Linked DNA regions of Homo sapiens: region 2 is linked to region 1. The links are chromatin loops, found by intact Hi-C in ENCODE. Cell type or tissue: K562. All regions are shown on one strand. Each heading gives the region's core, and the rest is flanking DNA. Links, peaks and the distances in the headings are about the cores only.

Region 1 (16,023 bases), core at 2,920-10,919:
TCCCACTTACAAGGGATGTGAAGAACCTCTTCAAGGAGAACTACAAACCACTGCTCAATGAAATAAAAGAGGATGCAAACAAATGGAAGAACATTCCATGCTCAAGGATAGGAAGAATCAATATCGTGAAAATGGCCATACTGCCCAAGGTAATTTATAGATTCAATGTCATCCCCATCAAGCTACCAATGACTTTCTCTACAGAATTGGAAAAACTAAAGTTCATATGGAACCAAAAAAGAGCCCGCATTACCAAGACAATCCTAAGCAAAAAGAACAAAGCTGGAGGCATCACGCTACCTGACTTCAAACTATATTACAAGTCTGCAGTAACCAAGAGAGCATGGCAGTGGTACCAAAACAGATATATAGACCAATGGAACAGAACAGAGGCCTCAGAAATAACGCCACACAACTACAACCATCTGATCTTTGACAAACCTGACAAAAACAAGAAATGGGGAAAGGATTCCCTATTTAATAAATGGTGCTGGGAAAACTGGCTAGTCATAAGTAGAAAGCTGAAACTGGATCCCTTCCTTACATCTTATACAAAAATTAATTCAAGATGGATTAAAGACTTAAATGTTAAACCTAAAACCTAGAAGAAAACCTAGGCAATACCATTCAGGACATAGGCATGGGCAAGGGCTTCATGACTAAAACACCAAAAGCAATGGCAACAAAAGCCAAAATTGACAAATGGGATCTAATTAAACTAAAGAGCTTCTGCACAGCAAAAGAAGTTACCATCAGAGTGAACAGGCAACCTACAGAATGGGAGAACATTTTTGCTATCTACCCATCTGACAAAGGGCTAATATCCAGAATCTACAAAGAACTTCTACAAATTTTCAAGAAAAGAAACAACCCCATCAACAAGTGGGCGAAGGATATGAACAGACACTTCTCAAAAGAAGACATTTATGCAGCCAACAGACACATGAAAAAATGCTCATCATCACTGACCATCAGAGAAATGCAAATCAAAACCACAATGAGATACCATCTCAAACCAGTTAGAATGGCGATCATTAAAAAGTCAGGAAACAACAGATGCAGGAGAGGATGTGGAAGAATAGGAACACTTTTATACTGTTGGTGGGAGCATAAATTAGTTCAACCATTGTGGAAGACAGTGTGGCGACTCCTCAAGGATCTAGAACTAGAAAATACCATTTGACTCAGCAATCCCATTACTGGGTATATACCCGAAGGATTATAAATCATTCTACTATAAAGACACATGCACACGTATGTTTATTGCGGCACTATTCACAATAGCAAAGACTTGGAACCAACCTAAATGTCCATCAATGATAGACTGGATTAAGAAAATGTGGCACATATATACCATGGAATACTATGCAGCCATAAAAAAGGATGAGTTTGTGTCCTTTGCAGGGACATGGATGAAGCTGGAAACCATCATTCTCAGCAAACTATCGCAAGGACAAAAAACCAAACACCGCATGTTCTCACTCATAGGTGGGAATTGAACAATGAGAACACTTGGACACAGGAAGGGGAACATCACACATCAGGGCCTGTTGAGGGGTGGGGGGCTGGGAGAGGGATAGCATAAGGAGAAATACCTAATGTAAATGATGAGTTGATGGGTGCAGCAAACCAACATGGCACATGTATAGCTATGTAACAAACCTGCATGTTGTGCACATGTACCCTAGAACTTAAAGTATAATAATAAATAAATAAATAAATAAATAAATAAAAATTAAAAAATAAAAATGAAAACAAGTGTTCCAGAGGAAAAAAAAGACTTCAACGCTGAGAAATTCTAGGGCAAGCAAACTTAAGTGGGCTTTCTTTAGCGCATGACTTTCTAGGCTTTAATGCACCCTTCTGCCATGTGAAACATTAAGGAGAGGATATTGAGTACAGCATTTCAGAAACGTATTTGATCCAGCTGGGCGCAGTGGCTCACTCCTGTAATCCCAGTGCTTTGGGAGGCCGAGGTGGGCGGATTACCTGAGGTTGGGAGTTCAAGACCAGCCTGACTAACATGGAGAAACCCCGTCTCTACTAAAAATACAAAATTAGCCGGGTGTGGCAGCACATGCCTGTAATCCCAGCTACTCAGTGGGCTGAGGCAGGAGAATTGCTTGAACCCGGGAGGCAGAGGTTGCAGTGAGCTGAGTTCACACAATTACACTCCAGCCTCGGCAACAAGAGCGAAACTCCATCTCAAAAAAAAAAAAAAAAAAAAAAAGAAAGAAAGAAAGAAACGTATTTGATCCTAGAACATTTTCACCAAGCATGATGTTTTTGGGAATACCATTAGTATTTATAGTTCTATTTATGGAATTAGAGTTAGATCTCAGAGTCATGAGATTGTATAAACAAATTCATGTTCACAATATTAGGCAAGAGGTAAATACTGTACTGTCTTTCAGAAGAAGGATTAAACTGAATGAGTAGTAAATAGAAAGACCTTTAAGTCCTATATAAACTTTGCCAACTTTGCCATCTGGGAACAGATACTCAGCTCCTTAGCATTCTTGAAACCTCTGTCTAGGAACTGAATCATTCATTTCCATAATTTCAGAGCTAGAAGAGATCAAGAGGTCATCTGGTCCAATCCCCCTTTTCAACGTATGAGGAAATCAAACCACGGAGATTAGGTACCTTTCCCAGAGCAGGGCTAAGACTTGCTACCACCATCCATTGCTCTTTTCACTATATTAAAATTTCTTCTCTTTCCTGGAAAAAGTTCAAGACTCCAGCTGACTCTGATGCCTGTTTGAGCAAATAGTTAGGGTGCCAAAAGTCCAATGTCCTACTCAGAGCTCTTTTGGAATAATCTTCTTAAATTCAACTGGATATCTGCTTTCTTTGAAATTCTGATTAGTCGAGGGTGTTTGATTCTGATAACCCACTAGGGAGGAAATTATGCTCTGAGGTCCAGCAGCTGCCAGAAGCAAGCTGTCAGCTGAATACCAGCTCTCTTTCTCTCCATTTTATCAGCAAAACAGCTGTGAACAAAGGCAGGGAGGATAGAGCTGGGTGAGGAAACACAACATCACCGAAAGCTGGCATGAGCTCTGTTGCTGGGAGGGCAATGAAATTTTATGATGTTGCTTAATTAGAGTCAAATATAAACATCAAACAAAACGAAATACCCAAGATGTGTGACAATAGGTCACAGATATGGGTTACCAAAGACAAAGCATTCCTTTGTACCCTTAAAACATCATTGTTCACTACTCATTTTATACCTATTATGCCATTGAAATGTGATCTGAAAGGGTCTGGTTGAGTTCATAAAATGAAATAATTATTCTCTCATCTCTCTCTCATTGCTCACCCTTATCCTCACATATAAGCCACAGGTAACTCAGTAAGTGCTAAGAATGGTGTTGAGGTGATACAGTATTAAAATTGATGACAAGGCTCACTAGGTATACGTTTTCCACTTATTTATTAGTCACATTGTTTAAGCACCAACTGTGTCCCAGGTATTCAGCTGGACTAGAAAGATTTGACATTGAGCAGCAACAAGCCTGGTTGGTTCTTGCTGTCAGGAAGCTAGGAGTCTTGTGTAGGAGAAAGACAATAAGAAAAAAGTTCGCAAAAAATACATAAAATTACCAACTGTGATAGATGCTTTGGAAAGAAGGTACATGGTGCTGTGACTATATAACATGACAAAGTGACCTAGACCAGTGCATCTCTAACTATGTGTGCTGAAAGACCACTTTTCCCTTCAATCTGCCCTGGACTGATACTAGCATACAAATTGTGCTACATGTGACTGACCACGTGATTTTGACAACACCTGAATTGCTCTTTGCCCTGTTCAACAAGGGGAGTCTACTGACCATGTGCTTGGATGTCATGGTAATTTTAAAACACTGTAGAACTTTCTAAATGCTTATTTCTTAATTTTAATATTTATCACATTGGAAACAATTTGTAGATTGGCACCGAAGTATGGATTGCACTTTGAGCTGCTCCAACCTAGACTGTTGAATCAAGAAAGTCTTCCTGGAGGAAATGATTTTTGCATAGTGTTCTGTGATGAATCTGTGATCACTATGACCATCATAGATCACCGTGATCTATATTGAAGGGCAAATAGGCAAAATCGAGATGGGAAGGAGAATTCCAGGTAAAGAGAATCCAGGAGAAGAGGAGTGTGGCTGGAACATGCAGATGAGTGGAAGATTAGTGAAGATGAGTTTGAAGGGAAATGCCAGGCCAGGCCTATGTTATCTTTGTGTTTTCTCCATGGCAAGGGACAGGTTTTGGAAGTTTTTAAGCAGTGTGATTTTTATCAGATTCTAAGTGCTAAGATCACCTTGCTGCAGTATGGACAATACACTAGATGTTGTGTCAGTCTGTTTAGGCAGTTATAACAAAATACCACAGACTGGCTGGCTTATAGACAACATTTATTTCTTACAGTTCTGGAGGCTGTGAAGTCCAAGATCAAGGCACTGGCAAATTCGGTGTCTGGTGAGGGCTGGCTTTATGGTTCATAGATGTGGCCTTCTCGCTGCAACCTCAGGGCTCTCTTTGGGGCCTCTTTTATAAGGGCACTAATCCCAATCATGAGGGTGCCACTCTCACTACCTCATCACCTCCCAAAGGCCCCAATACTATCCTAATACTATCACCTTAAGGGTTAGAATTTCAACATATGAATTTTTGTGGGACACAAATATTCAGACCATAGCAGGAGAATAAAAGTGAAAGTAGGGAAACCAGTGAGTAGACTATTGCAGCAGTGGATGTGTAAGAAGTGGGAGATTGAGGCTGGGTACAGTGGCTCATGCCTATAATCCCAGCACTTTGGGAGGCGAAGGCAGGTGGGTTGCTTGAGCCCAGGAGTTAGAGACCAGCCTGGGCAACATGGAGAAACCCTGTGTCTACTACAAATACAAAAATTAGCCAGGCGTGATTGCACCTCCCTGTGGTCCCAGATGGTTGGGAGGCTGGGGTGGGAGGATCGCTTGAGCCCAGAAAGTCAAGGCTGCAGTGAGCTGAGGTTGCAGCACTGGAAGTGGGAGATTGAGATTGAGGACGTAGGGTAGGATTTCCGGTGGAATGGATACGGGGTTGAAGGAGTGGGAAAGATCAAAGAGGACTCTTCTGGTAGCTAATCATCCCAATATTCCACTCTAATGCAGACAAGGAATACTGCTCCCTTTCTGATCAGGACCAAAGGAGTCCCTTTATTCCTAAGGAAGTTTCCTGGCAGGGAATGGAAGTCCATTTCCCAAGTCCTTCAGAGGCTCTGCCAATACTTTTAGATGTGCTTCACAACTGCCAATCTTTCTCCAATTAACGTTCCATTTATGGAACTAAATGACTTCCCCTTTGAATATAAATTCTCCTCTATAACGTTTCCTCAGTTTTTTTCTTTAAAACCTTATTCTAGAAAATATTAATAGGCACTCAATGAAAAAGGAGTCTCATCAAAGAACATATTCAGGAAATACTGAGCTAAACAAGAGTCATACTGGTTTTTTCTTCAGTGCGTGACTTTTCAGAGCACTTAATATGTTAATGTGCATCTTCAGTTTCCAAGAGGGGAGAAACAAAATACAGCGTTTCCAGAACTTACTTAGTTATGGGTTCCTTTTTGCCAAGATCATCTACTAGGCTAGTGTTCTATGAAACCTTCTTTGGGAAAGGATGCTGCCTGGTGACTAGAGCAGTCCTGTGTTCAGCACTGGAAGCTTGGTTCTGCTTCACATATTTTGAGACAAGCAGATGTGTTCATTGGTTTGTCACAGGACAATCTAGTTCCATTCCCTAAGGCACTTTTACTGAAAGGCTGAGTCAGTTTTTTGCAATCAGGCACAACACTCCCTGTACCTGACTGAGCTTGCAATTCTAGCTCTGTGATGAGCGTCGCTGTTCTAGCTCTAAGTGTTGGCCTGGGGGCAGCATCCTGTGTCTGTCAGGGGGCAATGTGCCCCACTCAGGCAATACATGGGAAAGGAGGACCTGGAGTACTGCCGTGATGGACTTAAGTGACGTTGGTGTAAGAGCAGTCCATTTTCCATTTAAGCTGACTGGGAAACAGCAGCAGTTACAAATGACAGCTATGTCTGCAGAGGCTGACTTTCTCTTCATCCTCCCTTCTTTCTGGCTTTTGAGGGTAACCAGGGGAGCAGCAAAGAACAGTGTTTTCTTTATCTCGTAAATGGGTGTCATTCTTCAGCAGGTGTTACAGATCCGGGCCTCTCAGTCTTGAAGGTGCACGGGAATTCCCTGGGGATCATGGTAAATGCAGGTTTCAGGGCCTCACTTCTAGAAATCCTTATATGGCAGATCTGGAATGAGACATTGTCATCTGTAGTTATTTTTATCTTTATGCCTTTGCTCTCATATACTTGAGTTAATTTCCTAAAAATAACTATTTTCTTACATAATCACAGTACAATGATCAAAATTAGTAAATTAGACTTGTTATGATAGTGTTATCTAAATCTATAGATCTTATTCTAATCTCTCTAATTGTCCCAATCATTTACTTTCTAGCAAACCCTCCCTGAAAAAACAGCTCTGACTCAGGCCAAAGGGGCCAGATGTTCGAGGTTATCAAATTACCCCAGGCCTAAGACAATAGGAAGCAATGGAATATGGTGGAAATGGTGGCTAACTCGGGTGAATCCCCTGCCTAAAGACATTTACATTGAAATTTCTTAAACACAATACCAGCCTATGTTGTGGTCTCGCATGCACCCCACTTTCAGCTTCTCTGTGCCTTGCCCATACCTGCTACTATATCTTTGTAGTTTGAGGCTTCCCAAGCTACGTGATTTCCCTGTCCACAGCTCTCTCGCTCCCCTAACAGAATACCCCACTGTGCCAGGCATCACAACCATTATGCCTAAAGTCAGTTATTATGCCCATGAGGCAATCTTCGATCCATTCAGACAAATGGATAAATGCTGGTTAGAAATGCTAGGTGGGCTTGTGAGTTTTTAAGCTTATTAAACACAAGACAAAATATTGCCTTTTAAACTAGCTGCTGCAATGCTGTTGAAGTGGTTTGTGTCAAAAAACACTCCCTGAAAACTAAGGAGGTGGTTCTGGTAGCTGGTGAGAATCAGGTATCATCCCAGTAATTCAACGTTTCTTAGGAAAACAGCAGGCAATAGAAACACAATAAAGTTTTGATTAGATGCAACTAGAAGAAATTGCCTTCCTTCAGAAAGGCATTCTCTTCTTTCGTGTTTTGAGGAAGTTGGCTATGTAGAAGACAGAAGTCTGACTTTTCTGCTTACTGGAACCTGGGCCATTAAAGCCACATTGCTAGCACTCCCATTGATTTGGTGATTTAACTCTGAGAGAGTAACTTCATTTTTAATTTCGTGGAGGGCATCTCCCCCATGGCTTCCAAGTACGATCTATGGTTCCCAATTAATCGAAACAACTTCCTTGTCACCTTTGCTCCCTTTCCCTGATATCATCTTAATATCAGGCAATGGTTCTGGAAAACAAAAGACATCTTCAGTTTGAATTATGTGTGTGGCAGTGGAGGGTGGCTTCTAGAATGTATGCACATTTAGGAAAATGGTTTGATTATTTAAAACTATGTTCTTTCTATGTAATGGTTCCCAGGCATCGAATCAATGCCAGGGCACTAACTGTATTAGAACTTTATTGAAGAGACATCTAGTGGGGCTGAGGCAGAAAATTGTCACTCTGAATTCTGCATCATCGGGGCTGGAGGATTCAGTGCCAAGAGGGACCTCTAGTGTTCTGCGAAGGTTCAGGCTTGATAATGTGAAGATTCTTCAGATGCCTTTTCCTATTTTCCATGTGTCAAACAAGAGCATACTTTTATTCAAAACTTGCCATTCTGCCTATGAAATAAAGAGGCATAGCCTATTCATAATTTCTGTCTAGGTGTTTTTAAGTCGATGAATTTAAATAAAGAAAATGTTTTCCATGGAGCACCAGGATACATTGTTTCCGTAGGCCTATAATACCAGATCTTATGTATTGTGCTCTCTACAGATTGGCACCAGGCTCAGCACTGCACATGGGTTACTTCATTTTTGTTTTTGAAATGGAGTTTTGCTCTTGTCGTCCAGGCTGGAGTGCAATGGAGCAATGTTGGCTCACTGCAATCTCTGCCTCCTGGGTTCAAGTGATTCTCCTGCCTCCACCTCCCTAACAGCTGGCATTACAGGTGCACGCCACCATGCCCAGCTAATTTTTGTATTTTTAATAGAGACAGGGTTTCGCCACGTTGGCCAGGCTGTCTTGAACTCCTGACCTCAGGTGATCCACCCGCCTCAGACTTCCAAAGTGCTGGGATTACAGGCGTGAGCCACCGTGCCTGGCCAGGTTGCTTCTTTTAACCATTATTAATTGTACTATTATTTTTCATTTTTCCAGTGAAGACACTGAGACAAATGAAGGTGAAGTTACCAAGTGTAGGTAACTCTTAAGTGGCAGGGCCTGACGTTGGTCTCATATCTCCCTTAATTCCAAAGCCTGTTTTCTGACCTGGCAAACTTTTAGCATAAATCTGAAGGGTAGACTAAAAGGTCACCCTTCCTCCTTCCCTGCTTCTCTCCCTTTTTTTTCTCCTTCCCTTTCTTCCTTCCTCCCTCCTTTTCCTTCTAGTTTCCTCCTAAAGGGAAACTTTTTCTTCCTTCCAGTCTTTTCTTTATTCTCCCAAACTGGCAAATATATCCATTTTCCATCAGAAGCTTGGTGACATTTGCAGAGGGAGTGGATTTTTTTTTGTCAGGGTTACACTAGGAATGGCATTTTGACAACTGCCAGGAATTGGCATGTTTTGTCTTGACATTGCTAAATAATCTCCCACATGAAATCAAAGCAGATATTTCATATGTCACTGCTGGGTAATGGCTTTTCTTGGGTTGTATCCAATCCAGAGAATGGACATTGTTTTATTTCCCTGATGAAAACTGTTATTTGGCCCTTTCTAGCTCTTAAATTATTCTATCTTAGAATTTCTATCTCAGCTGAAGAGGTAAATCTGTTTTAAAGAACAGGTGCTTTTTGCTAAAACAGAGGCATTGAGGTGAAGTGAATCATTCATTAGAAGTTGAACATTTGGAAGCCTTTAAACTTAATATAGTGCCTGGAATCTCATGGCTTCCTCAATCATTATTATTATTATTTTTATTTTTTGCTTTGTTTTGTTTCAGTTTTGAACAGAACCTAGGAGGAAGCTTTTTAGGCCTTTTGCTTAAAAACATATGATTAGGGCTGGGCGAGGTGGCTCACGCCTGTAATCCCAGCACTTTGGGAGGCCGAAGCGGGTGGATCACGAGGTCAAGAGCTTGAGACCAGCCTGGCCAACATGATGAAATCCCGTCTCCACTAAAAACACAAAAATTAGCTGGGCATGGTGGCACGTGGCTGTAATACCACCTACTCGGGAGGCTGAGGCAGGATAATTGCTTGAACCTGGGAGGTGGGGGTTGCAGTGAGCCAAGATCGCACCACTGCACTCCAGCATGGCAACAGAGTGAGACTCCATCTAAAACAAAACAAAACAAAACAAAACAACAAAAAACAAAAACAAAAGCAACAACAAAAAACATCCGATTAGGCCTTATATGGGGAGGTTGTGATTTGGGTGGTTGAGGGGACACTCTACACAGATCTTGATCTTAGGGCATAAGCAACTCTTCTGTCTTCCTAGCATCTTTCTGTTGGAAATCCCAGCCTCTCATGTCTGTGGAGCGGTCACACACATGGCCATTTTCCCAGACGACTGAGCATTTGAGCCAGATTGGACAATCATGCCTCATCCTCCCCAATATAGTGATGTGTCCTGTAGTGGGCATCTAACCCAAGCAGAGGCATTCATTGTCATTTCAGAGTCCTTGATGTGGGGCTGCACTGAGAGAGTCATTCTGAAGATTGTGGGATCAAAGAACCATTTAAACATGAAGATGCAGAGATACTTTGCACTGCCCAGTGTAGAAACTTTGTTTAGGGAGAGGGAAGCAGAGCCTGAAGATGAAGGTAGAGCAAGTGCATCTTAAGGACATCATCTGATGTCCTGGATCCAGCCATACCTGAACTAGAACCGACTTTTCAACTTTTCAGTTGTAAGAGCCAGTACATTCCCTTTTGTGTCAAATTAGTTTGAGTTGGGTTTTTGTCACTTGAAATTGGAAGTGTCCTGAGGAATACAACAACATACGTAGAAATTTCTGGTTGAACAAACAGGAAGTGAAGAAATAGGAATCATTCACCCTTGATATTGATCCTCTTCCAGGGAGGATCTCATGAGGGCCAGTAAATGGTCTCCTGCTATCAACTGTGCATGAATCAAGACTTCTTTTTGTTCCTGCTTTTCCACCAATGTGAAATCCATATGAAGTAACTGAAAGTTGCTTAGTCAGTCTTCTGATTCTTCTCCATCACCTGCTGCAGGTCACTTCCATATAACTAAGGACAGAGTTGTTCTGACCACAACATTTAATAAGAGTTAGTACTTTGGGAGGCTGAGGTGGGCAGATTACTTGAGATCAGGAGTTCAAGCCCAGCCTGGGCAATATGGTGAGACCCTGTCTCTGCAAAAAATACAAAAATTATCTGCATGTGGTGGCGCATTCCTGTAAACTCAGCTACTTGGGAGGCTGAGATGGGAGGGTGGCTTGAGCGTGGGAGGTTGAAGCTGCAGTGAGCTATGATTGTGCCACTGCACTCCAGCCTGGGTGACACAGTGAGACCCTGTCTCAAAAATAAAAAAATAAATAAACAAGTTTTAGTGATATTTAATTCTTTGAAATTGAATTGCACTGCACTGGTTTCCATACTATTTACCACCAAGAACAGGAAGAGCTTTTATTTTTTTCTATGTGAAAGATTTTCTTTACAAAAACATCACAGTTGCTAAATAATAAGGAATTTATTTATATTTATATATAATATAATATTTATATATTATTTGTTTTTGCCATAGGAAGTAAATCAACACATATAAAGGAATTGCTTATCATTTGCTAAAAACAGCTTTCTACACAGACTGATATAATCCCTGCTATGAACAGCAATCTTTAGAATAATGTTATAGCTTCTATTAGGATTTTTGCAATATTGTATATATTATGAATATAAATATATTGTAAATATTGCACATGAAATATATATGTATATATACAATTCTGCTCCCTTTGGATACCCTAAATTGAGCACGTCTGACCTATTAAACACTGCTTTACGTTAAGTACTAAGAAGATAAAATGACATAGACCCTGTTGTAATGGAATTTATAATTCAGTTTATAGGGGAAACAAATAACCCTTTTTCCTCTACCCTTTTAGATTCACTGGAGCACTGCAAATTAGACTGACAAAAGACAGATTATCAGGAGAAAAGGCATACAAACAAGCTAATAGGCCGAAAAGCTCATATACCATTTTAAACAAAGAAAGATAAACTGTGGAGACTTGACAGAAAGAAAAAAGGGTTTGGGGCTTTCAAGAGCAGTCCACTACGGGAAGGTAAATGCATGGGGAACTCTTGTGGAAGCCAGGGGCTATCTTGGCAAGGTGTGTGTGTTCAGGTCCATCTCAGTGGTGACTTTCTGTCTTCTTCATGGCCTTAAAAATTCCCTTGGAGAGGCAATTTATGGCAGTCCTCATTTCCCAGGAATTTCTGATTTGAGTCAGATTTTTTAAGAAAGAGAAGCTCTTGGAAGACTTCTTTCTGCATCTGTCGGATCTCAAAATAGTCCTATCCCAAAGTGGCATATTTTGGGGTGGCGTATTTACCAATCCCCTTCAGGTTTCATTCATCCCTTCACCAAAAGTTTACCCACTGCTTATCAACCAAAATTCATTGAGATACAAAGTTGACTGACACGTGGCTTCTGCTCTCAAGGAACTTACAGCTTGATCGACAAGGCACATGCATTTCTGAAAGTAATGCAACTCTCAGGCTGTTATAACTAAATGCTGTAATAGGATAGTATGTATCTTACACATTAGAATAATTAGGTTTCCATGGGAACGCTGTCATAGCCCCTGGCCAACCTGCTGTGCTCAGTTCCTCCTAGCTCCTGTGACAATAGAGGTAAAGGTGACGCAGCATATCCATAGAGTGATCACCATTACTCAGCAGCAACATGACCAGCATGTGTTACGGACCTGTGGGGAAGGTACCGAGATATCGCAAGAACCAGGATGTTACATACAGGAGGCATGGTTTTTCACAGGCTGTTTTTCAAATGATACAAATTAGTTATGCTGGATTTTCAGGGTGATACGGTTGGCATTAGATAAGGCTGGGTAGGGCCCCACTCAGAACTTGTTACTGGGAAGGGGTCCTGATCCAGACCCCAAGAGAGGGTTCTTGGATCTTGTGCAAGAAAGAATTCAGGGTGAGTCCATAAAGTAAAATGAAAGCAAGTTTATTAGAAAAGTAAATGAATAAAAGAATGGCTACTCCACAGGCAGAGCAGCCAGGCTGGTTGCCCATTTTTACAGTTATTTGTTGATTATATGCTAAATAAAGGGTGGAGTATTCATGCCTCCTCCTTTTAGACCACATAGGGTAACTTCCTGTCATTGCCATGGCATTTATAAGCTGTCATGGCGCTGGTGGGAGTGTAGCAGTGAGATCGACCAGAGATCACTCTCCTCACCTTCTTGGTTTTCGTGAGTTTTAACTGGCTTCTTTACTGCAACCTGTTTTATCAACAAGGTTTTTATGCCTGTATCTTGTGCCAACCTCTTATCTCATTCTGTGACTTAGAATGCCTTAACCTCTTGGGAATGCAGCCCATCAGGTCTCAGCCTCATTTTACACAGCCCCTATTCAAGATGGAGCTGCTCTGGTTCAAACATCTCTGACAAACTCACCATAACCTTGTGGGACTTGTTAAACTAACTTAATGAGAGGTCATTAGGCTGGGATGGCTCTATCACCCTGCATTCCTATGTAAACAAATTGAAACTTCAGCTCAGCCCGTCACAAGCCAACTGAGCATTATATTACCAGGGACTTTCTGCTGAGAAAATCCAAATAAGGCAATATCTGATCTGAACCAACTTAATATTTTCTTTGCCTCACTTTCGCATTCACCCTATAATGCTTTTCTCTTTCACTTCTTTGGCAGGGCCCTGACCACTTCTGGCTTGGAGCTGCCCTATGCGTGAATTGCTGTCTCCTCAAATACACTCTTAATATTTTAATATGCCTGTTTGTTTTTTTAACAGATCTCACTCCGGACAAGTAAACACCAATACCACCAACCTGAGTAGGCCTTCCATGAAATACTGGGGACACTAAGAAGCCACACCCCCTGAAACATTCTATGGTCATTCAGCATTTGAAGCAAATTGGAAAGGTGAAAAACCTGATAAGTGGGTGCCTCATGAGCTCACCGAAAATTTTTTTAAAAATTGTCGTTTTGAAGTGTCATCTTCTCTTATTCTATGCAACAACAATGAACCATTTCTTGATTGGATTGTGATGTGCGAGGAAAAGTGGATTTTATATGACAACTGGCGATGACCAGCTCAGTGGTTGGACCGAGAAGAAGCTCCAAAACACTTCCCAAAGCCAAACTTGCACCAAAAAAGGTCCTGGTCACTGCTTGGTGGGCTGCTGCTGGTCTGATCCACTGCAGCTTTCTGAATCCCTGGGAAACCATTACACCTGAGAAGTATGCTCAGCAAACCAATGAGATGCACCAAAAACTGCAATGCCTGCAGCTGGCTTTGGTCAACAGGAAGGGCCCAATTCTTCTCCACCACAATGTCCGACTGCACATCACAACCCACGCTTCAGAAGTTGAACAAATTGGGCTACGAAGTTTTGCCTCATCTCCCATGTTCACCTGACCTCTCGCTGAGAAGTAGCTTTGGAGCTTCTTCTCGGTCCAAACACTGAGCTGGTCATCGCCGGTTGTCATATAAAATCCACTTTTCCTCGCACATCACAATCCAATCAAGAAATGGTTCATTGTTGTTGCATAGAATAAGAGAAGATGACACTTCAAAACTACCACTTCTTCAAGCATCTCAACAACTTTTTGCAGGGAAAATGCTTCCACAACCAGCAGGATGCAGAAAATGCTCTCCAAAAGTTTGTCAAATCCTGAAGCATGGATTTTTAGGCTACAGGAATAAACGTATTTCTCACTGGCAGAAATTTATTGATTGTAATGATTCCTTTTTTGGTTAAAGACATGTTTGAGCCTAGTTATAACGACTTACAATTCACGGTCCAAAACTGCAAGTACTTTTTGCACCAGCGAGATGTGCATATGAGAAGCTTATTTCACCAAGCCTCTTATCTAGTCATCTGTATAATTATTTCAAGCACAGGAGGGACCCTACTTCTTACTGGGGAGGATTAAGGAAGGCTTCCTGGAGGATTGTCTCAGAGCTTGCTGCAGGTGCATATTGAAAAGCAATTCATTACAATTTTCTATAAGAGACTGTGGCTGAACAATGATACACAGGTATGGTCAGAACTTTGTGTAACAATTTCTGCATCACATGTGTAGAAATCTTAAGGAAAGGAATACTCTCTCTCAGCAAGTTGAGCCCTGTAGCCAGATACTTTGAGTAGTGTTTCCTGAATCTTTAAAACCCACTGACTTCAAATGGCATGACTTCCAGAGTATAGAGGTGGGTATAAAGAGCAACTCAGCCCCCCACACCCTTAAAATCACATCTTGTCAAAAACTTGAAGACTTTCAGGACTTGTGGATTCATTCCTCTTTCCATCGCCACTGCAAAAGCTCATAGGAAATTTTTCTCTGTACATAAAGAAGGAAATCATGCTCTCACAGCTGCATCCTGAGTAATCACTTTTGAGATAAAACTATTTTTCTAGCCATAAAAGCTATATTTGAATTTCACCAGCTGCTTTCTTAATGATTACTAGACTATTTTGATAATGGCACCAGCTTCAGGAAAGGTGGTGATGCTACCTAACCTTGCTTTGATAAGAAAGATTTTTGCATCAGGGGAGATTACACTTATTTAATGTAATCCAGATGTCTCCTTTCTCAGTGTTCCCCAATTCTGCCAGCCTCATTGATCATTCCAACTATTAGTATTCAAATAAAAATGGCTTCCATATGTAAAAGGAAACTCAGGATACTTTGCTATTCATTTTTTTCTTTTTTCTTTCTTTCTTTTCTTTTCTTTCTTTTTTTTTTTTTTTGAGACGGACTCTCGCTCTGTTGCCCAGGCTGGAGTGCAGTGGCACGATCTCAGCTCACTTGCAATCTTCGCCTCCCGGGTTCAAGCTATTCTCCTGCCTCAGCCTCCAGAGTAGCTGGGACTACAGGCATGCGCCACCATGCCCAGCTAATTTTTGTATTTTTAGCAGAGATGGGGTTTCACCATGTTGGCCAGGATGATCTCGATCTCTTGACCTCATGATCCACCCGCCTCGGCCTCCCAGAGGCTATTCATTTTCTGTGGAAGTTCTCAGGGGCAGGGTAGGGTGGGATGTGGTAACTTTCTCCTAGGTTCTCTGATTTTGGTAAATTCTTAATCTCACTTCTCATCCTCAGGTGGTTTTCTTTTCTCAAAACTGAAACACAGTTGCTTCTTTTCCTTTATCTTCCCTAAATGCCTTTATAGAAAGCATTTGTGTGTAGTTAATTTTTACAAAGAGTTTTTGAAAACAGGGAGATTGCATTGCTGCAGAGCATAGCAAATTCTTTAAAACTAAATATGGGATATCACCATTGATTTCTAAATGCAGATATCCCCAGCCCTTTTCATAAGTGAGAATTTCTCTTGAGCTCTCTTCTCCTGGGCCTCCAGATTCCATTTTCCTGAACCTGGTCCTCCTGCCTTCTCTCTTTACCTCCCTATTTCCTCCACCAACTTATGTCCCCACCATCTCAGTCTGCCCTTAGAAACTTATTTTTTTCTTCTTGCATCATTATGCAGAGAAACAAAGTTACTACTGGTTTCCTGGTTTTCCTTCTGAACAATATTTCAGAACCTATTTTATTTTATTTTTTTACAGCCAAATGGCTCTTCAAAGCATTTTGCTAAGGAAAAAACACTTTCCTCTTAGGAA
Region 2 (16,023 bases), core at 2,956-10,955, 250 kb before region 1:
TTACAGGCATGAGCCACTGAGCCCAACCCAAGACTTAATTTTTTGATAAAGGGCTACAGCCTGCAGGGTAGCAATTCTGACAGGCTGGGAAGTGTAGCCTCTGACAGAGATTGTTAGAAGACACTTCAAAGGAGGAGGGATTGGGGCAGGAGCTTTATGCCAAACAGTTTGGCTAAACATACATATTCAACAGATTATAGGAGGAGCTATGAACATTCACAAAGGGGAGACTGACACACATGTATCGAACAAATATACATGTTACATGAGTCCCATGTTCACTTTGAGGGGAGGCTTAACATTAAAATGCATTATAATTAGGCCCTATATGTCCAAAGGGGAAGCAGGGACACAGTGGCACTCAAGTGAACAGACTCTATAAACCAGCCAGAACCAGTCCATGGTCGGTGGTTTCCTATCAGGAGAAAGTTACTGAAATCAGTCTCTTATCCAATCAAAGCTGTAGTTATGGGTTGTGGAACAGGATGTCAATTAGTCAGTGCCTGGCAGCAGTGGATGAGCTGCAATGGTTTTTTGTTTGTTTGTTTTTTGGGTTTTTGTTTTTTTTTTTTTTTTTTTTTGAGACAACGTCTTAACTCTGTCATGAGGCTGGAGTGCAGGGACTCGATCATAGCTCATTACAGCCTCAAACTCCTGGCCCTGAGTGATCCTCCCACCTAAGCCTTCCAAAGCACTGGGATTACAGGCATGAGTCACCATGTCCACCCATGCAATTGTTTTAATATCGCTCATCTCAAGGCCAGTGCTTGTTTGGCTGCTAGAGAAAGAGAAAAACCTTGTAGCAATTAGAACACAGTGTATTCTTTAAGTGTGGGGTTGGGTTGTCCAACGTGGCTTTAGGGGCTGTATAATTTGGTATCTTATTGCCGTAGAGTCTGTTCTATCAGTCTTATGATCTCTATTTTAATATTAATGCTGGTCAGCTGTTGCATCTAAACTGCAAAATGGAGGGGATATAATGAGGCATGTCGGACCTCCTGTCCCATCGTGGCCGGGAACTCAGTTTTTAAGGTTTCTCTGGGGTCCCCCTGGCAAACAGGGGGTCCATTCTGATGGCTGGTGGGGGGGGGGGCTTAGGATTTTATTTTTAGTAATTGATACAGCTAATGTGGAAAGCATTTTGGTAATATCTAGTACAACTTAAAACATTGCCGCCTTACAGTATGTATTTCTAGAGAAACTCCAACACATGTGCACAAGAAGATATGTAAAAGATGCCTACTGCAGCAGTGTTTAAAATAGCATACTATTAGAAATGACCTAACTTCCCATCAGTGAATATGTAAATTGTGTTATGAAATGAAATATTTTATAGCAGTTAAGTGAATGATGTAGAATATGGTTGTCCTTAATAACATGATGGTGAATAAAAATGATTCAGAAATTAGAGATACCATATGAGAGTACTTAAATTAAAAACAAAAAGAGCACGTAAATGACACATTACATTCACGCTCATTGATGCAGGAGTTGCCTCTGGGAAGGAAGAGAGAAGATTGGGACTGGGGAGGGAGACAAAGGCTAAGTTTTAACTTCATTTGAAATATTTTATTTCCATGGCTGGGTGCGGTGGCTCTCGCCTGTAATCCCAGCACTTTGGGAGGCCGAGGCGGGTGGATCATGAGGTCAGGAGATTGAGACCCTCCTGGCTAACACGATGAAACCCTGTCTCTACTAAGAATGCAAAAAAGTAGCCAGGTGTGGTGGCGGGCACCTGTAGTCCCAGCTACTTGGGAGGCTGAGCCAGATAATGGTGTGAACCCAGGAGGTGGAGCTTGCAGTGAGCCAAGATCAGGTCACTGCACTCCAGCCTGGGTGACAGAGCAAGACTCCATCTCAAAAAAAAAAAAAAAAATGAAATATTTTATTTCCTTTATTAAATTTAAAAGACAGAAGCAAAAATGTTAAAATGTCAACAGCATTTGTTGATTTTTGATGATGGGTATATGGAAGTTGGTTAATTATTTTTCTGAATATTTATGATTTTCTGAAAAAAGGGAAAAATCATGGTTATTCAACTATATTATTTGAGTTTTGGGTTCCAGCTAATTTAATCCAATTTTTCCAGAACTACTTTATTCTGTTTCATAGGCTCCTCTTTTAGACAAGAGCACAACTTTTTTTTATTAATACTGAAGCTATATAATTCATTTAAGTAGCATCCCATTTTGATAACTACAGAGATTTGTGCATTTTCCAGGATATTTAATATTAAAGGTTCAGATATAATCTTTCTTGAAGGTATACTCTATATTTAACTCTTTGTTCTTTGTATAATTTGCCAAATGTGAGTTATCTGTTGCCTTCTGGCTGATGAAGATAGAATTCACCTGGCAGCAGAGAGCAAAACCATTTTTCTTTAATGAATGTAAGAAAAAAAACACTTTTAGAATTAGTTTTATTTCAATTGCAAGAGTATTGAAATCAAACATTATTTCATTGAAGGATTTATTTTAAGCAGCAGAAAATGGAGAACATTTGCTTATAAAACATGTGTTCAGAATATCCTTGAAGCTGCAGTGTTAAAGACAGATGTTGAGATACTTACCACCTCCCTAGGTATTCTATATTATTGATCAAGTTATTTGAAGAATTTGACATTTCAGTAGGATCGACAGTCTCTAGTATGGAGAAAATTTGGTCAATTCCTACTAACTTTGTAACCAACAATATGTTATATATGCAATCACTTAAGGTTCCTCAGGAAAGCTGATGTAAATATCCGTGAGATCCCGCTTGGAGATTAACCTATTAATAGACTTTCAGAACCACAGAGATATGAGGAAATAAATCTAATCTTCCCGAGAGAGGCTCAGACTACCAAACAAATATCACCTTGATATAGGAACTGATTACAGTTCTTATGGCTCAAACTTTTCGCAAAGAAAATATAAAGTAATTGTATACCTATCCACACTGGTGAAGAGATATTCTCACAGATTTTAAACAAGTTTTCAAACTATATTGAAGGGGCCACGTCAGATATGGAGAGCAAGTGTTCTCTATTTCCACGAATGTTACCCCTAGATTTAATTGAATTAGTTGATCCTAGTTAGAATTAAAGTTAAACGTTAAGAAATCATTCAGAGAAATGATAGTGAAAAGCTGGAAAACAAAGATTAAGAGCTACTACTTACACTAACTCTCTTCTGGAAGGTTTATAAAACAAGATTAATAGTTATCAGCTTCAGATAGCATGGTACCATAAAGGATAATTAAAACTGGTATTTGGTGGCATAAAAAATATATTGGAATGGTAAACAGTGATTATCATTCTGTTCATGGTAACAGTAGTATTCTACAGTGATTAACTCTGGAGGACCGGAAGAGGAGGCTAAAGGGAGGGCATATAGAAGACTTTATTTGTTTGATAATATTCTGTTTGACCTTGTTAATAGGTACATAGGTGTTTGTTGTAATATTCTTTATGTATTTTGTCCGGAGTGTTTCATAATCATTTTTTAAAAGAAAGAAGCATTTTGAAGTCCAAGAAGAGTGTGTGCTATTCTGGACATCATACTTACTTGAGGAGATATTTAGACAAACTAGAGAGTATTTAAAAGTTAATGACCCAAATACTTATGAGCCTGGAAACCCTGATAAAAGAAAAAGTTGAATGAATCTCCCCAGAGGTTTAGCCAGAGAAGACTTGGAGGTGAAGGGGATAATTTTGCACAGCAAGAACCAGGGGACAAAAATATTTGAGTAACGGTGAGGTCCAGAGAGGGAATGGCTGACATCTCCATACTGGTCATGTGAAAAGCTGTCTCAGAGGACTATCTGATGTGACTGTCATAGAAGAAATCTAAGCAAAGTTGAACTACTTCAGAGTTTTTCAACACAACTACTTTTTTTTCAAAATGGTAAACTATATACATTTTTCGTGTGATTGGCACCTTCCTTGGTGGGGAAGCTGTTCAAAGAATTGGTCAAGCTAGTCATTCCCACAATACTGAGGGTCTGACAATGTGACTTAGCCATCATCAAGGTAAGTGATGTCTGAGGACAAATGTCAAGATCTCAGAGAAAATGCTGGTCTAGACAAATTATGTTGTTCAAAGGGGTTGTCGGAGGATATATATTTAAACAGAAGCTAGAGAACAAAATTAACTGAGTTACTGATCAGAATGCATTACATAAGACTAAGCCAAAGAAATTTCAGCCATATAAGCCAATGGGCTTTTGTTCACCTAATGCCTGGTTACACAGCTAACTTAAGCCCATTTGAAGGCCTCATGATAGGGTGAAGTAACTATTCTGGAGAAAGAAACAGAACTTCATTCTCATCACTAAGGAGTAGAATGGCTCTGTTAGAACAGCCAACACAATATTTTATGGCATTCATAAACATTGACCTTGGTTCAAATCCAACATCCTCAAATTACTAGCTGCGTGACCTTAGAAAAAAATACGTATTCGAGTCTTAATTGCTTTACCTGTAAAATGGAATATTACTTTTACATATCTCTTATGTTAAGTGAGAAAATGTATATAAGTATACAGAAATCTATCAGCTTGCTCCCTGGCACTCAGCTTGCTCCCTGGTGCATAGTAAATGCTCAATAAATGGGCTCAAAACTGGGATGGGGCAGTAAGCAGGGAGAATTACCTTTATTTATTGATGTATTCTCAATGCCTGATACGTTCTAGGTATTCAATCAATATTTGAAAAATAAATTAGTACTAAGACTGTAAACAAAGGTCCATAGATGTGGTTCAGGTAATTAAGCACCAAGAGATAGAATGTGGACAAAATAACATGGTTGGTGTTGTGTTGGACCAGGAATCGCAGAGGTAAGGCAGAAAAATAAATGTGTCATTGCTGAAAGAGGGGTTCTCACCTATGAGATGCAGTTGTGGCTGGGGAAAAAAACTAAGGCTAAAAATGAAGGGTGATGATGTTGCAGACACATTTGCATTGGTGAGCAAGTTCAGTGGTTCCTTGACCTATGATGGATATGGCAGAGAGGGCTGTGCTGGAGGATTTCAAATCAAATGAGTGGCCACTGAAATGGTTTTTATGCCTTAGGCCTATTTGGTCTGGCTGTAGAGCTCATCAACACTCCGTGACTCAATGACTATCCCTGTGTAGAACTGGATTTCTGCTGCTGCCATTGCATATCATCTTCCCTAGCTACGCTTGTGTCAGAGGATTTCCTGGGGTTGCAGGTTTCTTCTGTCCCCTGACATTCTGGTTTTCAGAGGAAGGTCATGCAGGTCTTTGTCCAGCATGTAATACATGTATTAGCTTAAGTGGTCCATTTCAGCTGCCATGAACTGAGTCTGTAGATTTCCCTCGGCTATTCGTGGTTGCCTAGGAGCACCATGCAGGGTCACTTAGGAAGATCACCACATGTTTCAAATGTGGCTGTGATGCCTAATACCACTTGTTCTCATATAGAGTAATTGGCCTGGGCTGTGATTGCCTTCTAGAAAAATAATAAGAAACAAAGCCTACCCAAACTTGGGCGTGCTTCTCAAAGAATATGCTTTCCTACAATGATGTTTGAGGTATCATCAAGGTTAATGAAGAACCAGGTTGGGTCTGAGTAGGTAGGGTTTGGAGCTGAGATGAATGAGATTTTCAATAACTGTGATGTCTGTGTGCCAGGAAAACCCTTTTTCCACATAAAGATTTCAAGAATAGTCTGGTTATAACACTGGCTCTCAAACTTGAGCATGTATAAGAATCACATGGAGGGCTTTAAAAGCTCAGATTACTGTCCCCTGCCACCAGGATTTCTGATTCAGTAGGTTTGTGGTGAGGCCCCAAAATGTGATTTTCTAACAAGCTCCTAGATAATGATGCTGGTCTGCGGAATACACTTTGAGAATCACTGGGTTACGGAAATAAAAGATAAATGACCAGAAAACCCCAGAAACCACCTGTAACTAGAACAGTTTTGGAATAACTTGGAGTTCTTGATTTTGTAGAGCACTTTCACATTAAAATTGTGGTCACTTTCTTTGACATCATTGGATTGTCTTCCACATTCTCAGATTTGGCCAGGAGGTGGCACTACAATAAGCAGTCCATGAACCATGAGCTTATTGGAGGTCATATGCATAAGGAAACCTTTCCGGCCTGGCATGGTGGTTTATGCCTGTAATCTCAGCATTTTGGGAGGCTGAGGTAGGAGGATTGCTTAAGCCCAGGGGTTTGAGACCAGCCTGAGCAACATGAGCCAACCCCCTGCCGTCTCTACCAAAATTAAGAAATTAACCAGATGCGCTGGCATGCACCTGTAGTACCAGCTGCTACGCAGGAGACTGTGGTGCAAGGATAGCTTGAGCCTGGGAGCAAAAGACTGCAGGGAGCCATGGCTGCACCACTGCACTCCAGTCTGGGTGACAGTGCAAGACCCTGTCTCAAAAAATGGAAAAAAAAAAAAGAAAAAGAAAAGTTCCCATCTAGAAAGTTATCAAGTCATGGAACATCCCATTTATAACTCATTAGAAGATGACAGAGATATTGGACAATCTGAAAATTATCATTAAATACTTGAACTGGTTGAGATGGTTCTCTGAAGCCATTGTTACTTATTACCCTTTTTGTTTTGCCCAACGTTGTAGATTTTCTGAAAGTCTTATTTCATCAAGCCCAAATTTTAAGGAACTGGTCCGTAATAGGGATTAGTGAGAGTATCTAGTTATCTTGAATGGTAAGCATGTTAGACCACAGCAATTTTCACGGAACCCTAAGGTGCTGTGGGAGGTTGTAGAGGGCTGGAGGAACTACTACCACAACGTGGTAGTCCCTTTGAACTTGCAGAAGGCCTTGGTTCTGAGCAATAAGAGTGACTATGTCTGCTAAGACCCAGGTGCTAAATCAGGTGAGTTCAGCTGACTACTTTATTTCACTACAGAGAAGAAGGTCCCCTTCCTCTTTGTTGCAAATTTACATAGGCTTTAGTGAATAGGAGAGGGGTAAAGTGGAGACTTGAAGAAAGTCTAAGCAGTGCTGGTGGCAGAATTTCTTGGAGAGAGGATATGGGATACATGGCTCTTCAGTGACTTATTTTACAAATATTTATGTGACAGGCTCTTTTCTAGAAGCTAAGAAAAAACAAGCTGAAGTCTCTGCCCTCAAGTGGCTAACACTTTTAAGTGGAAAAGGCTGAGGAGAATGAATAAAGGTCATGAATAAAGAACTCCATTAGTCTCTTGATATCTTGACAAGCTTTCTAATATAAAGCCCAGCAGAGGGTGGTTATTCATTTGTACAGTAGTGGCACTAGGTCAAGTGTGCACCCAAGTTGCCTGAACAAGGGCATGATCCATGAAACTACATGATGTCCCTGAATTTATCAGTCTTTACCTGAAGGTAGGAGGGAGCCAGTCTTAAATCAATTGAAACAAAAACATCTCCTTTTTCCAAGGGATTCAACATGGATATGGGAAGCAGGGGTAGAGTGTTGGACAGAGCCAGAGTGGAGGCGCATGGTGCCAGAAAGCCAATATCGTCACTGTGTCCAAGAGTCGTAATACGTGTCCAGCATGAAAGATCAGAATTGGAAGTAAAAATCAAGAGTGGAGCTGTGGAGTACCCAGTGGGGGTTGTGAAGGAAGACGACAATAAAGATTTGTGTGTGGAAATGAATACACTGGGGTATATTCTGGATGAATGCCAGAGACAAAAGCAAATAGCCAAGGCTAATTTTTATATGCTTTTAGTACATTCTTACTTGGGCAGGGAGGATCCCTGTAAGGCGGCCAAAATGGAGCACATATTTTCTGACATATATACTAGAAATAAAAGCAAGCAGAAGTATGGTAGCAGAATATAAAACAGTATTCAGTTACTGCACTGAGAGATCAAATGAATGTATATTTATTGAATAATTAATATATTCCTTGACTGTACTAAGTGCTTTAGTTCATTTTAATCCTTCAGCTAATATGGAAGCTTAGAACTACTATAATCTCTGTATTAGTTACAGTAACACCAGGTACTATAAAAGTAGACTTAAAATGAAAATTGGCTTAAATACAATAGAAGCTTATTTCTCACTCGTGTATCAATATAAGGCAGAGTTTCTGATCAGCAGACAGCTCATCTATCCTTTGGTCCCATCATCCTCCAAGTCCTTATAATTATTCTCTGCATCTAGGCAACAGAAGGGAAAAGAAGAAGAAAACAAGACACATCTATTTCTTACAAGCCTGGCCCAGAAATGACACACATGATTTTCACAAACATTTCTTTGGTGATAACTAGGCACTCAACACACCTTGATGTAAGAAGGGCTGAGAAAATAGTGTGCCTTCCTGGAGACATATCCATTCTCTGGAAAAGGGAGCACAGACTTCTGTCTTCAGCGAGCTCTCTGCACAGCCTGCCCCTCTAGCACTACATATGTGTTCACCCTTCTTTGCACCCAAAAGACACACTCACTCCTCCTTAAGGGAATTAAGCATAAGTACCATCTGCTTTCTGCAACCAGATCAAACTCTATGATCTCTTGATGATTATTGTCCTCCTCACTCAGGCCAAAAGTTCTTCTTTTGGTCTGGCCACAAATTAACTGAAAAAGAAAATATGGAATGATAGAGCAGGGACAGATCCATTCAGATGAAGAAGGAATGGGAAATACATAGCTGACGCAGCACAACAGCAGGGATGAAATCCTACTGAGAAGGTCTTTTCAAGAATATGTACCTTGGAAATGAGGGAAGTTCCTTAATTAGACCCCAGTTCTGCTCTCCAGGAGGAACTCCCATGTTCACCTTTGGATCTCTTCTAGGCTTTTTCTCTGCTTCTTACCTTCCAGGGCCACATCTGAAATAACTGCTGGGGAATATGCCATTCTTGGGGGCTGTTCAGCTTTCATGGCCCTCTTCCTGTTCATGCAATTAAGGGGTCTGACTTTTTTTTAATCTCAAACAATCAGTTTCGGGTCAGGGGTATCATCTCTTTAGATATGCGTTAGCTCTAAGTTTTACTGTGTTAATAAATAATACTGAAATATCAGTGGCTTACAAAATAAAGGCTTAAATTCTTGCTCTCACTAAATAGCTGTAGCTTGTCAGCATTTTGTTCTAGGTGACTTCTTCATTCTAGGATCGAGACTGAAAGATCAGCTCCTGTTGGAATTAGCATAGCCATGTAATGGCTTCCAGGATGTATGAAAGAACAGGGTGATATTTATTGCTGCTTCTTGCAGTCCATTGGCAAAAGTCTGATATCAGTGGAGCAGGGAAGTAGATTCTTCCTCAAGGAAACATTGCAAATCTTAAGGCAGTGGATAGAGGTTTAAAAGGGGGGGATAATAATACAACCTACCTTTGACAATACAGGTCTCTCAGAAACTTAGACCTTAGTTTATTTGCTTCCAGCTATTTCCATGTGTAATCACACCTGAGTTCTTTCCTATAGATAGCTTTCAATTCCACTTTGTTTCTTTGCTCTCTTTCCCATAGGCATTTATCTCCCAATTTAATGAGACTCTCAAAAGCCACAGGTTAAGGTGAGAGGGCAACACTCTCAATTGTACCTTTGCTCTAGGGTTGAATCACTTTATTTGAGGAGTCTCACGACTGGACTTTTGTCATTCAAGGCCTCCTTGAATTTTTTTTTATTTAGTTTTTTGACAAGGTCTCACTCTGTCACCCAGGTTGGAGTGCAGTGGCTTGATCAAGGCTCACCGCAGCTTTGATCTCCTGGGCTCAAACAATCCTCCCATCTCAGCCTCTCGAGTAGCTGGGACTAAAAGCACTCACCACCATGCCTGACTAATTTTTTTATTTTTTGTAGACATGGGGTCTCACTATGCTGCCCAGGCTGGCTTTGAACTCTTGGACTCAAGCTACCCTCCTGCCTCAGCCTCCCAAAGTGCTGGGATTACAGGTATGAGCCACAATGCCCAGGTTATTTCCTGTTGCTTAAAGTCCAGAAGCATTCTTCAACACTGAAAAGCTTTACATTTCTGGACTCTTTCCATTCCCTTTTATTTCTTGCTCTCTAATCGACAATCTTTTCCTGAGCTCATCACTTTCTTGCAATATCTTACTAAATGCAGCAGCCAAGCAATTGCTGACACACACTAATATTCTGGCTTTTTTCAAACTTCTTTCTCCCCAGATCCCCCACACCAAGTGTTACAGACCCAGTAGGCATTTCATCTTCCTTCCAAGAGATTGCAGATGATGGTTTTGCTAAATGTTTTGTCATTTCATATCTCTGTTATTCTAGCATTAGATATATTTCCTTAGTGCCTACAATCCTCCCTGTACGCCAGCACCATATATTTTAGTTTTAACATAATGGCGGCATCACACTTCAACTTGTTAGATGGGATGACACTAGGTGCTGCAACAAATAGCTTTTCTTTTAAGAAACATATATTAACTCAAACTAAATAGAAATGTATTTATCATGCAAGTAGCTATCCAAAGTGGATTTCCTGTTTGTCAGGAGACTCTCTTCCATGCAATGATATAGATATTTTGCTTCCTTCAATATGGTGCCTCCATCATCCTTTACTGCATAGGTTGGCAAATTATAGCTTGTGGCCAAATCTGGCCTGTGGCCTATTTTCGTGAAAAAAATCTTATGGGAACATAGCTATGGCCACTAATTTATGTATGATCTATGCTGCTATTGCATTACAATGGTAGATTTGAATAGCTGCAACAGAGATATTATGAGCTGCAAAGCCTGAACTATTTACTACTTGGCCTTTTACAGAAAAAGTTTGGAGACATCTGCCCTAGGATCAAATTATCATTTGAATTTAGTTGGGAAAAGGAGAAAGAGAACCTGGAGAAGGTGCAATGCTCTTTAAAGCCCTGGCCCGTAAGTATCACACAGACTTGCATGCAAATTCCTCTCTCACATGGCCTCACCTAGATGCAAGTGGGGTGAGAAATGCAGTCTGTTGCCAGGCAGGCACTTTGCTACTTTTCAACAACAACTCTATATTATGCAAAGGGGAGTAAGAATTTGGGTGGACAGCTATTCATCTCTGTCATAATGCCCATCTTGTAGATTTTTTTTTAAGTTAGGCTTTTAAGCGTTAGTAACTTGATTAATGACTTTAAGACCTGTTTGAAGATATTATATCAAAATGGTTAACAATTCAGTCTCAAGAATCATAAAGACCTGGGTCTTTATGATTAAGAAAGACCTTAAGAGTAAATGCTCAATAAATGTTATTAATATATTCTTCCCTCTGCAATACAGTAGAAGCTCTTGCTAGACAGGTAAAAATTTACCTTCCTTGTCTGTAGCTTGGAAGTTGCAAAACACTGGGCTAGAAGGTCCTTAAGATCTTTCCACCTCAGAAATACTTACTTCATTCTCTGTCTTTCACTTGGTCCCTCCTGTGTACCTGAAACTGTGCATGGTAGTAGAGTTACAGAGAAGAATGAGGCAATGAGGCCATATGAGGCCATATTCCAGCCGTCGACGAAGTGGCCCAAAGAGGAAAACAGACATGGCATCAATTCCTAACCTTAATACCTGGGAGTGGAAACACTGACCTAGAAATATTCACAGAGAGCTGTGAGCCATGGTAATTCTTCCCTGTCTGACAAACTTCAACCTGAACTGCTAAGCACCTAGACCCTGCTGGGCATACCTGTTAACTTCTCCCATCAGTTGAGTCTTTAAAATACATTATTTGTGCGTTCGTTTAAATATGTTTGATCTTTGACTCTGGACTTCCTCTTCGTTTAAAGTCTTTGCCATAGGAAACTCTCTTTCTCCCTATATTTATTTTCCATGCTTACACCATACCCCTCTTACAACTTTGTTCTTATTTTTAAAAGAAATTAAAAGTGATTGACAATTGATGTTTTATTCCAGGAAGTTTCTGAACACCTCAAATCCTGCTACAAATGTGTGAAAAACTTTTTAAAAAATGAATACCTCAAATCCTTTGTATTTCATTACTCTTCTTCCCTTCACTAGGCCCTATACTAGAGTTTCAAAAACTGGTGTGTGGAACTCTGGAACTGCACAAGGGTGTTCTGCAGAATTTTGATTTTTGGCAAAAGCTTTTTAACTTTACGTTTTTATTTCATTGATAAACTTAAAAATTAATGTAAATGTATTCCGGCTTATCAGATTTATTACCTTATAATTGATTATGCATTGTAATCCTAATGCCTGAGCTTGTGTTTATATTTATGATTGTGTTTGCATCAAATGACATTGTGGAGCGCTGAGTGGCCAAAGGTTTCAAAGTTATAAGAACAGAGGAAAGTAGTGGAAGAATTGGGTCATCACATGGAATATGATGGTGTAGGCATTCAGACTTAAAAAAGGAGAAGGCAACCTATCTGTTGTATCTGGTATCATCCTTATTTTGCAAGTGGGTCTACTGTTCAGATACTAAGTAGGAATAATTCATTAACAATAAGTATACTATGAAGTATTCATTATTTTAATAATTAAATTAAATACCCATACACATATTTTAAAGGCCACAATGTCAATTTTGTAAATTATTTCTAAACAATTTACAAAGTTGACACTTCAAGAAAATTACTCTAGAATCAATATTCACTGGAAGACTTTCGATTCTATTGGAAAGCCATTTATTCTGAACTAGTAAACAAAATCATACTTAGGGGAACACATTCCTTTCCTACATTACTGTTATCAAAATGAAACTATAAAAACTATTTATAGACCTTGACCTGAGGCTGCATCCTTATGTATTAAACCCAACATCAGTAATGTAGTTCCAGTAAACATCATGTATCACATTAAATTAATGCTGTTAATTTGAATTTTAATGGTGTTGCAGTGTTGTTAGTATTTAATTTGTAAATTTGCTTTTTAGTTGGATAGAAGCATATACTTCTTTTACATTCAAATAAAATATGTGCATATTTATTTTATATTATAATAAAATGATGTAAGACTACACAGGTCAGGGAGCAGAAATCTCTGTGAGAGTGCCTTTACTTAAAAATGAGAATATGCATTATTTAAGCTGTAGAAATACTGCATGAAACAGCTATCACTCACAAGAGCTCAGAAGTTCTAGTGTTTGAATTAGCACGGACTGCTAATGAAGACTTGATGTACTCAAGAAAAAATGGGCAAAATAAGGACAATGAAGTAAGTTTGGATGCTACTAAATAACACTACATTTGAAAGAATGTCTATTAACTGACTATTCTAGTTTTTTGGAGAGCTATCATTGTCCTATAAAATGTCAATGATAACACATGGTAGGCTTATTTAATGCTTTTACTTGCCAAAAATTTTATTGTAACATTTTTCATGACATTCCAGAACTATAAACTGCTGATTATCATGGTCCTCTGCAGCCCACTGAAATCTCTAGCTTTTTGTCACTAGTTTTCTGGCACCGAAACCACCAACATTTCAGAACTTGCAACCTCAGGTGCTTGTAGGCCACACAGAAGCTTGTAAACCAATAATAACAAGACAATAAATTGTATTAGTTTGTTCTCCCACTGCTATGAGGACATATCTGAGACTGAGTAATTTATAAAGGAAAGAGGTTTAATTGACTCACAGTTCTGCAGGGCTGGGGAGGCCTCAGGAAACTTACAATCATGCTGGAAGGGGAAACAAATACACCCTTCCTCACATGGAGACAGCAAAGAGAAGAATGAGCGCCCAGCAAAGTAGGGGGAACTCCTTAAAAACCCATCAGATCTCGTGAGAACTCACTCACTGTCATGAGAAAAGGATGGGGGAAACTGCCCCCATGATTCAATTGTCTCCATCTGGTCCTTCCCACAACACGTGGGGATTATGGGAACTACAATTCAAAATGCGATTTGGCTGAGAACATAGTCAAACCATATCATAAATTTCTTCTTATTTGTAATTGGAACTCATTGCTCAGTGAACAGAAACAAAATAGACTAAAACAGGGAGTCTTAAAGTCATAATTATTTTTTCTCACTTAATATAAACCAATGTATATTCACCAATATTTTGATGGAGAGTCACAAAAGTATGGGCCATCAATTGGTGTTTAAACCACATTCAGTTTCAAATTATTTAAAGCAGACAGGAATACGGCACGTGCTATCAATCTAAGTGCATAATCCTGTCTGATTTCGTTGCTCAGTTTTTTACAGCTGTGTTACTTATATCTATTTCAACAGGGTTTTTTAGTGGCTTGGTTTCATTAGTAGTTTCTAAATCATGCAATCTTTTTTCATAGAAATGGCTTCCTTTTATCTTTATTTTATTAATATAATATTTCAAATACATAAGTGTGATAACAAGTACAGTTGGATTCAAGGATTTTGGGGACCAGCCCAAGTGACTCTTGCTCAGCAAACAGCTTGACTGGTGTGAGTAGTATGAGGGCACATTGAAGAGTAGAATCCTTAAGCAATAAGTGCCGTGAGCCTCAGTCAGCATGTTTTATAGAAGGAATGGAGAGCATCATCTATTTTGGCAACATGGTTAAATGGATGCCAGTTAAAAACAAACTTATTGCAAAATGTAATGAGTATGAAAAAAACATAAGTACAAAATGCTATGAAAACTGAAGGGAGGAAGCAACTAACTGCCTATGATTCCGGGCTTCTTCAACCCTTGATTAAACAACAGCAGAAATTAAAATAACTTTTAAAAATGTATTTCTACATTTTCACTATTTAAAATATTAGTGGGTTATTCCAACACAAAAGTTTAATCTGAGTTGATATGTTTTCCCTTAAATTTGGGGGATAATCCATACGATATTTTTTCTCATTGTTTTGAATTGTAAGTAATTGTTATGTCAATTGCTATTTTTAATGATCTGATGTCTTGAGTTGTGAAGAGTTAGAATTCCCCAAAAAAGGTTTTTTTATTCTCATAGAAAGGACAAATTCTGTGCTCCAACCACACAGGGCTCATTGCAAATGGTTTCTCCTGATGACCTATCCAGTCACCTTTCTTCCATGTACCCATTCTTGGTGCTAATCAAGTCTCATCCCCTGTTCTCTTCTCTTGGCTTCAGTCCTTATTGGTCTTTCCCCTTAGCAGAACTCCTAGGGCACTGTGGCATTTAATGATATCCTCTCTTGGATCACTCACTACCCAAAGGATCATGTCCTGTCCCTCTAAAATAGACTGCAAATCTCTTGATGAAGGATTGCCTTTCCCTTGCCTTTTTTCTGTTCACAGCATCTCTCTATCACAGGTACAAATAATTGCCTGTTGAATTGAATTTAAACAACCAGCAAGCTGCCAGAAGAAAAATGTGGGCATGTTTAATAAATGGACTAGATTTTCTGAGCAATAACTAAATTTTATTCTATAGTAAGTGCCATAAAAGATAAGTATAGCGGGTATAGCACAGCGAAGTTGGTAAAATTTAAGGGGACCTTAATGAAATATAAAATCAAATGGTTCATTTGTCTACCATTGTACCTTAAGTGCTGAAAAAAAATTGCATCCTGCTTCTACTGCATAAAAAAATGTAAGGAAGGCATGTCATGCTTCTTATTCAGTTAGAATAATGCCTGACACATAAAAAATGTTAGTTATCATAAAAAATGTTTGCTATCACTGTTGTCATCACTACCAAAAATATAATGAGAGCATCAATACATTAGTTGATTATTCATTGTTCAACAGCAAGTATGGTTGAGCTAGGATTTGGGATTCACAACAAGAACAAAAAGTCTAAATAAAATTTTTGTAATGAGAAATCCTTTTTGCAAATTCTTTCTCCATCTGTTTCATTTGTTTGCTGAAATAAAAAGGATTTGCCTCTAAATTTTTCCTTTTCTGCTGCTTTTTTCTTTCAGAAGCAATTTTCTTCTTGTAGGAACATTGTGTAATGTAACCTAGTATATCTTCAATGCAAACTTCAGGGCTTAATAGGACTTTCTGATAGAAAAGTTCATTCCCTCCCTTCTCCCCGTTACTCTGTAAAGTGTTCCTATTTCTTGAGCCATTTCTAAGACAGTTGCCTTGTTAATATTTAGGTATTCTGGCTCAAAGTCACTAGGCATACTAATACACAAGGAAGAGAAATACACATTTTTCTTTCTGTTTTCCTTGCTCTGAGTATC

Evidence for each region. Peaks named below come from ENCODE experiments on the same cell type or tissue, not always from the same donor. Only the 100,000 strongest peaks of a DNase experiment are listed, where the experiment ranks them.
Region 2: a loop joins it to region 1, with 5 times the contacts of the local background. A loop is called at or near these places in 3 of 110 quality-filtered maps.

What each region holds. Positions count from the first base shown.
Region 1 is chr12:67,407,967-67,423,989 of GRCh38, forward strand. It overlaps LOC105369812 (a long non-coding RNA gene), which reads left to right. Exons shown (of 5, transcript XR_001749186.2): 2 at 13,191-14,440. Among named protein-coding and RNA genes, the nearest start is that of LINC02420, 27 kb to the right of the region's middle. In K562, for the core only: a CTCF peak has its summit at 7,730; no DNase peak of the experiment used is centred there.
Region 2 is chr12:67,155,491-67,171,513 of GRCh38, forward strand. No RefSeq gene overlaps it. Among named protein-coding and RNA genes, the nearest start is that of CAND1, 110 kb to the right of the region's middle. In K562, for the core only: a CTCF peak has its summit at 6,034 (motif pointing right); no DNase peak of the experiment used is centred there.